Linked DNA regions of Homo sapiens: region 1 is linked to region 2. A link is an interaction called in ENCODE POLR2A ChIA-PET data of the cell type or tissue named here. Cell type or tissue: GM12878. All regions are shown on one strand. Links, peaks and the distances in the headings refer to the core of each region. The heading gives the core; the rest is flanking DNA.

Region 1 (4,392 bases), core at 133-4,132, 110 kb after region 2:
GAGGCAACTGGACACTGTCTCTTCTGGTGCCTGCCAGGAAGGTTTCTAAATCACACTCCCTGGGGTCCCTGGACAGAGCCTCAGCAGACTCAGGCTTGGGTCATTCAGCATAAAAAAATATGAAATGAACAATGACTTTCTGCAAATAAATGGCAATGTTCCATTGGGGAAAATTTATTTTCCATTTAAAAGCTAATGAAAACCAGTTATGGTGAAAAACCCAGCCAAAGAAAGGATTGAGGCTTTCTTTTCTTCATGAGGAGAATAATGCCAAATTCTGGCTGGTTCTTTGTGGAATCCAGATCTCAGGGAGAAGAGGGGCTGGGCCATGTGGAGTCCCTCAAACCCTGGTTGGAAAATGTGTCTTGGGGTCAGACAGGAAGCTTGATGGGGTTGGCAAAGGCTGGGGGGAGCCCAGGAAACATGCTCACTCTTCTGAGGGGGTGTGGGACACGCCTGAGCAGAGGAGAATTCTGGAGCATCTAAATATAGCATGAAAGGCAGAGCCCAAGAGCCCGAGACAGGAACTCAGTGGATTTAATACATCTGACACTTTCTCAGCTGTTTCTTTTTTAGTTTGCCCATGCTGAGGTGGAGGCAGGGAAATCCAAGACTGAGTCTGAAATGCTCCAGGTTTCATGTGCCTTGTCTGTGGCTTAATTTGACCATTGCCTTTTCCTATCAACATGCTACCTTCATCTGAGCATTGGGCCTAACTGGAGTGCCCTGCCTCTAGGAACCTTGTTGGCTCACCCTACCCATGTTCTTCTCTCCCATGACTCAGAGCCCTGACAATATGGTTTACTTCTACTGACCTGTGATCTTTCAGATGCTCTCTTCCCTGCTTAACAACCTTCAATGGCTCCCTATTGCCTCCAGAAGTTCTATTTTTTAGGTTTCTGTTCAAAGCTCTTGCTTCTGCCTCCCTTCGCAGCTACGTCTCCCACCATTACCTTGAAAACCTCTTAGATTTTAGAATTGAGCAAATAGCTCATGCCCCCTGTGTTCTTTTATACCCAGGTGTTTTGCATATACTAGTCTTGTTCCAGGAATTCCTTGCCTTGCCTGGCCTGCTGGAGGTTGAGTCATTTAAGAAGCAGCTCAGACACTATTCTTCCCTGACCACAACTTGCTCTGAAAAGTCAGTCTGAAGCTCCCAAGGCAACGTGTGTAGGCTCTAGTTAGAGCACTTTGGACACCTAGTGGTGATTATTCAGACGATGGACACATTCCAGAGTCTAAGGTTCCTCGTCTGCAAAATGGGGATACTAGGACCTCCTGCATGAGAGTGGGTTAGGATTACAAATGAAACAAAGCATGCAAAGCCCCTGGAAGCCCTCAGTTGCTGAGTGGAATTATATTATTAGACGGTAAACATTTTGAGGACAGGGACAGTGTCTCATTCATTTTTGTATCCTCGACTCCTAAGGCAGAAGTTGGTTGGAGAGTTTTGCTGTGCTTGTTTGTTGAAGAGAGGGATGGCTGTCTTGTGGTGTGTTATTTGTCTCTCTCTCTCTGGGTGCGTGTCTCCAACTAGGTCTGAATCCTTCCTGACGATTCTTATCCTCTTCCCCCCACAACGCATGGCTTACTGCAGGGGCTCAATGAACATTAGCCCAGCAAAGAGAGGCAGGGAAGGGGAAAGAGATGAACATCCTAGTGCTCCCTTGGAAGGCTCCTCTTCCCCTCCTCAGACACCTGGGGAGGCACCGTTTCTTCTCTCCAGGGAGCCAAGGCTGGGGACAGTGACCAGCCCTCCTAACCAGGGCTTTGCTTGGTTCTGTGGGGGAATGAGAGGGCCCCTCAGATTTTTTTTTTTTCTGAGATGGAGTCTCACTCTGTAGCCCAGGCTGGAGTGCAGTGGTGTGATCTCAGCTCACTGCAACCTCTGCCTCCTGGGTTCAAGCGATCCTCCTGCCTCAGCCTCCTGAGTAGCTGGGATTACAAGTATGCACCACCATGCCCAGCTAATCTTTGTATTTTTAGCAGAAATGGGGTTTTGCCATGTTGGCCAGGCTGGTCTCGAACTCCTGACCTCAAGTGATCCACCTGCCTCGGCCTCCCAAAGGCTCATGCTGGGATTACAAGCGTGAGCCACCGCAGCCAGCCCCCCTCAGATGTTTTGAGTCTCCAGCAGGATGAGACAGAGGCAGAAATGGCAAGTGGCAAGGAGGCACTTCCTCAAAAGGCAATGGTGCATTTAATCTTTAGCAAGAGAGCAGCCTCCTCTGTGCCCGCAAGCCACCAAGCATTGTGTGTGCATTCTCTTGTTGACTCTCACAAGTCTAGTGGGGCAGGCACTGTTATCCTGCCCATTTTACAGATGAGGAAACAGGCTCAAAGAGTTCAAGAGGCTTCCCGAGGCCAGCTTGTTTATAGAGGGGCTGGGAGTTGAGCACAGGCCAGCCTGAATCTATAAATTGGGCACATAGATGCCAGGTATAGAGCAAAAGGAAGGCATTGTTATACCACGTGTGGATGTACCATGCAGATGGCAAGGGCTTTAACCTGAGCTAGCCAGTTTACCCATCTGGTGGTGAGGGCTTTAACCTGAGCTTGTCCATTCACCAGTCTGGTGGTGAGGGCTTTAACCTGAGCTAGCCCATTCACCCGTCTGGTGGTGAAGGCTTTAACCTGAGCTAGCCCATTCGCCAGTCTGGTGGTGAGGGTTTTAACCTGAGCTAGCCCGTTTGCCCATCTAGTGGTGAGGGTTTTAACCTGAGCTAGCCTCTTTGCCTGTCTGGTGGTGAGGGTTTTAACCTGAGCTAACCCGTTTGCCTGTCTGGTGGTGAGGGTTTTAACCTGAGCTAGCCCGTTTGCCCATCTGGTGGTGAGGGTTTTAACCTGAGCTAGCCCATTTGCCCATCTGGTGGTGATGGCTTTAACCTGAGCTAGCCTGTTTGCCATCTAGTGGCTCCAGGGAGGTTCTTTCCAGCTCACAGAAGAAGAAAAGGGGATTTGCATCAGGTGGACCTGTTGCAGTCCAGCCAGCTGCATCCAACCACAGTGTCTTCCTTGCAGACCAGGCATGACCTCCCAGGTCCTGGTAAGCTTGTCTTTAGGAATCTGACTCCCACCACCATCCCAATCACCTCTGAGAGTGCTCACCTGCTTCCACCTCTCCAGGCTGAACCCAAAGATACAAGCCTCACCTGCAGCCAGAAGGGACTTAGGAACCCTGAGTTTCTCTGGCTGAGCTGCAGGCCAGCAGCCTTCTGGGCTGGGGCCCCTCCTTGAGGTGGGTCTCGGCCACATGACTCCAGGCATCTCCATCCTCCCTCCTAGGCACAACGACTTAGTTCCATCATGGGGCTTTGATCTCGGGCTGATTCTTCCTCAGGGGTCACAGTGCATGGGCTCCAGAATCTGTCTGGGGGTGTCCTGCCCAGTGCTGGGGACCAAACTGAGCCCTGGATGAGCAGGTGCTTCCACTGGACCCCCAGGTACTGTTTTCAGAGTGGCTGCCCTGCGATGTGTCCTTAACGAGGTGAAACTCTCCCTGTGGTGCTGGTGGCTGGGAGGGAATTTTACCTGTGGCCTCTGTTTGGAGGTTTGAGAATGGGCCATGTTTACTTTCATTAAAATTTTTAAAAAGTATATCTGGGTGTTTGAGACTAGGGGAAGGGGATATTGGGGCAAAAGGAGAAGGACAGATTATCATAGAATGGCAAGGGAAGCCCCTTGAATACCTTTGCAAAGTTTAAAGTGTACAGGAAGAGGCTGGGTGTGGTGGCTCACACCTGTAATCCTAGCACTTTGGGAGGCCGAGGTGGGTGGATCACTTGAGGTCAGGAGTTCAAGACCAGCCTTGCCAACATGATGAAACCCCATCTCTACTAAAAATACAAGAATTAGTCAGGCGTGGTGATGCATGCCTGTAATTCCAGCTACTTGGGAGGCTGAAACACCAGAATCATTTGAACCTGGGAGGCGGAGGCTGTACCCCAGCTTGGGCGACAGAGTGAAACTCTGTCTCAAACAAAGCAAAACAAACAAAAAATAAAGTGTACTAGAGGAACACAGAGCCAGTTAGCTGCTCTGAGCCGCCTGCTCTGAGCCCCACCTGGGACTCAGTGATGGAGGGGTGGCCTGAGGACCGGCTAGGCAAGGAGTCCGGCTTCCACAGCTCCCCTTTGTGTGATAGCTGGGGGTTAGCTGGGAAGTCCCCTATTAGGGCTGGGACCCCAGGGCCCATCCCAAAGCCAACCCCTCCCATTCTAGAGGAGGAATCTGAGGCCCAGAGAAGGGAGAGACATTCTGAGGTCACTCAGGCAGGTGAAGCCAAGGCTGGCTCAGACCTGGGAGTCCTGCCTGTCATCATGATACTCTCTCTAATGCCTTGAACCATGCCTGAAGGTGGTGAGTGAAGATGATAAATGATGAAGATGATTA
Region 2 (4,392 bases), core at 319-4,318:
TATTGAGATTGCAACTGCATGGAAATGCCCACACAGTGCCTAATGAATACTTAGCAAACAGTGTTTTATTAGCCCCACCCTGCTCATATGATAGATTGTTAGTAATACTTGTAAGTCAACGTTTAGTATTTGATCAGGCATGCTCCTTCAACACAATCTACTTTATAATGATCTGCTTTGGCTATTTCCAGGAAGAAACTGTGGCTTTTTGGGATAGCCAATATACTTGTACATTACTGATTTGAATTTATAGCCTCCCGGCAGGGTGTGAATCACACCTGTAATCCCAGCATTTTGGGAGGCTGAGGCGGGGGGATCACTAGAATCCAGGAGTTGGAGACCAGCCTGGCCAACATGGTGAAACCCTGTCTGTACTAAATATGTGAAAATTAGCCGGGTGTGGTGGCATACGCCTACAATCTTAGCTACTTGGGAGGCTGAGGCAGGAGAACTGCTTGAACCCGGGAGGTGGAGGTTGCAGTGAGCCAATATAGCGCCACCGCACTCCAGCCTGGGCAAGAGTGAGACTCCGTCTCAAAACAAACAAACAAACAAACAAACAAAAATTATAGCCTCCTCAAAATGACTATTCTCCCCTCAATGAATAAATCAAATTTCTAGAGCAAAGATGTAATGTATCAATACATTATTCTCCATCTAAAGTGTTTTAAAAGCTGAAATTAAAATAATTCAAAGCAGCTGGAGGAAATCCAATGTGCAAGAAGTAAAATCAGCACTAAACTGGGTATTTAGGTGGAGTACACTTAGGTGTGCTAAGAAAGCTAATGTGGTGGCTCATGCCTGTAATCCCAGCACTTTGGGAGGCCGAGGCAGACAGAGCACCTGAAGTCAGAAGTTCAAGACCAGCCTGCCCAACATGGCAAAACCCCATCTCTACTAAAAATAAAAAAATTAGCTGGGCATTGTGGCACACGCCTGTGGGAGGCTGAGGCAGGAGAACTGCTTGAACCTGGGAGGCGGAGGTTGCAGTGAGCCGAGATCATGCACCTGCACTCCAGCCTGGGCAACGAGAGAGGAAAAAAAAAAAAGCTAAGGTCACAATGCATTACATACGGTACCACAGTAATCAGGTGTTTGCCTTAGCAGAGCAGAGATATTGATCTCTCCTGTTCCAGTTTCTCACAAAACTGAAGGGCTTAAATATTTCCAATGCCACTAAAATAAGCTTTATGTGTTCTTTGTTTTCCCTAGAAAGACTAACCCTATAATAGCATGAACTAGTTTATAACCATTTTTATCACGTTTACTATACCCACCGCAACACTAGGTAGTATGCACTAAGCACTTACTGAAGATAAATGACTATTTTTTAAATGACATAATTATTCATCTCTAAGACAATGATCTTGCAATTCAACTTATACAGAGATATGACGAGATATAGAGATATGAGCAACAGTACAAGAAAAAGCACAACAGGTTAAAAATTAGCTATTACAAGATTATTCCAGCATAGCTAGAGTAATGCACAATGCCATTGTCTATTCTCCCCAAATATTAAAGGTTAGATTTCCTATCAACATTAGTAAGTAAAACTGTCACTATTATAACCATCAAGGAATTTTAGTAGCTATTTTAAAATATTTTCCAATGTAATAGAAAGGAAAAAAGTATGAAAAAGTAAATAAATACAACATATTACACTTGACTTTACAAATGATTTTGTCAGTTTTCTGTGAATTTACTTTGAAAGATTTTGAGATACGGATCACTCAATTCATTAAATTCAAATATACTGTCAATAAGTTGATGCCCCCCTTTTTGGAGATCAGTGAAGTAAATGCTTACATAGTTATTAATGACCCATTCCACTAAAGCAAACTATCCACCAAACTCGAACAAAAAGGAGACACTATCTACTTACCATCACTACATGGTAGAAAAATGGATTGCATTTCAAGGCATTTTTTTTTTTCTGGCAGAGTGACTTTTTAAAATTCAACATTATATTGACAATGTTTTTTTTTTTTTTTTTTTTTTTTGAGACAGTCTCACTCTGTTGCCCAGACTGGAATACAGTGGCGCAATCTTGGCTCACTGCAACCTCCGCCTCCTGGGTTCAAGCAATTCTCATGCCTCAGCATCCCCAGCAGCTGGGACTGCAGGTGCGTGCCATTTTTAGTAGAAGCGGGGTTTCACCATGTTGGCCAGGCTGGTCTCGAACTCCTGACCTCAAGTGATCCACCCACCTTGGCCTCCCAAAGTGCTGAGATTACAGGCATCAGCCACCACGCCAGGCCTGACAATGTCTTTTATTTATTTATTTATTTATTTTTACTTTTTGAGATAGAGTCTTGCTCTGTTGCCCAGGCTGGAGTGCAGTGGTATGATCTCGGCTTGCAGCAATCTCTGCCTCTCGGGTTCAAGCGATTCTCCTGCCTCAGCCTCCTGAGTAACTGGAATTACAGGCATGTGCCACCATGCCCAGCTAATTTTTGTATTTTTAGTAAAGATGGGGTTTCGCCATGTTGACCAGGCTGGTCTCGAACTCCTGACCTCAAGTGATCCGCCTGCCTTGCCCTCCCAAAGTGCTGGGATTACAGGAGTGAGCCACCGCACCTGGCCAACAATGTCTTTTAAAAAATAAAATTGCTCTATGACAGTCCCTTCAAAAATGTAATTAAAAGAAGGATAAAAATGATCACTCTCCCTCTCCACTCCAGCTATTAAGTCTTCTCATTTTCACTAATCAGCAACAGTAATGCTCCCTATTTACTCCTCCAGTACGGGTCTCAAATTCATATAACTCCAAGCCAGGCAAGTACCATCAATTAAGCACAGCAAATAAGGGGGGACTATAAACTCCACCTAGGAGCTTACACACCGAGTTTCAACCCCAAAGCTGCTACTACAGTCCATCTCTCCATCCTGTTGTTGCTCTGAGAAATGCAGCACTGGCGCTACAAGATATTCCAATTTTTCCTAACAGAAGCCACAAATCCAAAACACACAGAATTTTCCATTTTTTAAACAGTGCAGGCCAAATTAAAAGTACCTGCAAACTGAATCTGCTTGTCTATATACAATAATACTCCAGGAACACAAGCATCCGTAAGAATCTCAAATATTTGACTCCTAAACCCTAAACAGAGCTCCCCACCCAGACACTATTACTCAGACTCCATGTTTAAGATGAATTATCCACGTAGTAAAAGAACATTAGTGGTAATCTTTCTCCCTTGAGGATGGATTCTGAGGTTCATTTAAAAAAATATATTGCTATTATAATATACTATTTTAATTAAAAAATCAAACCAATTAACATTGAGGTGGATGAATGAAATTCCTAACTTGAATAAATCTGTAAACATATTGTCTACATATTATAATTCATTTTGTAAAATAAAATGTTTTACAAACATTGTAAGTTTGTTAACTTGGGTAAAATGAAATGTCAGTCAGCTGGGTCCTTAGAAAGCAACCACTTGAGCAACTTAGCATCTCTAGGTGAAACATCAGGAACTGGCAGTCCAGAGAGGCTGATTCACTTTAGCAACACGAAAAAGGCAAAATAAATGAAGGGGGAAAGAAGTAATAACAACGTTAACTGGCAAGATATTTGTTATGTAATGATTACAAATGCCAAAGGATCGTAAGACTCCATACAATTCTCTTTACTGCTTTAGCTCTACTAAGAAGATTAGATAGCTAAAAAAGAATAAACTAGGCCGGGCACAGCGGCTCACACATGTAACCCCAGCACTTTGGGAGGCCGAGGTGGGTAGACTGCCTGAAGTCAGGAGTTCGAAACCAGCCTGGCCAACATGGTGAAACCTGTCTCTTCTATTTGGAAACACAATTCTGCTCAATTAAAAAAGAAATGCCACGTGGGACAGTACCCAAAGATTTAGCCTCATGATTTACTTTTAAAAGGATCCTCTAAAATGACCAATTTAAGAAAAAAAAATCAGCTTTATAGTCATACTCTTCTCAAGAGTTCTAGGTTAGTTTGGAAAGATATCCCACATATTTACTATATCGATGGCATGCTTTTAAAAAATAAATCACTTAAGAACAACATAGTTTGTGTGTGTGTGTGTGTGTGTGTGTGTGTGTGTGTTTAAAGGTGGCCTGGCCTTATCAGAGCTGCGTTTCAACACTTGAAAGCTGTGTGACTTTAAGCAAGTTATTTAACTACTCCGAGCTCCATTTCCTCATCTGTAAAAAAAGATGAACACTAGCTAGTTTAATTTTCCCTGTGAGAAGTATGCTATATCTTAGATGTATTGTAATTCATTCTTATCTGAAACTTGAATCAGTCCCACATCATCACCAGTTTGTTTATTTATTTATTTACTTATTTATTTTGGAGACGGAGTCTCACCCTGTCGCCCAGGCTGGAGTGCAGTGGTGCGATATCGGCTGGCTGCA

The links. Peaks named below come from ENCODE experiments on the same cell type or tissue, not always from the same donor. Only the 100,000 strongest peaks of a DNase experiment are listed, where the experiment ranks them.
Region 1: POLR2A ChIA-PET joins it to region 2 with 7 read pairs; 3 of 35 experiments call an interaction of 5 or more read pairs at or near these places.

What each region holds. Positions count from the first base shown.
Region 1 is chr10:117,477,306-117,481,697 of GRCh38, forward strand. No RefSeq gene overlaps it. Among named protein-coding and RNA genes, the nearest start is that of EMX2, 63 kb to the right of the region's middle. RefSeq lists a silencer at 2,098-2,327. In GM12878, for the core only: CTCF peaks have their summits at 1,199 and 2,935 (motif pointing left); a DNase peak (open chromatin) is centred at 2,226; H3K27me3 peaks cover 199 bases.
Region 2 is chr10:117,366,873-117,371,264 of GRCh38, forward strand. All of the region lies in intron 1 of PDZD8 (PDZ domain containing 8), which reads right to left. Among named protein-coding and RNA genes, the nearest start is that of PDZD8, 6.4 kb to the right of the region's middle. In GM12878, for the core only: no CTCF peak of the experiment used is centred there; no DNase peak of the experiment used is centred there; H3K4me3 peaks cover 298 bases.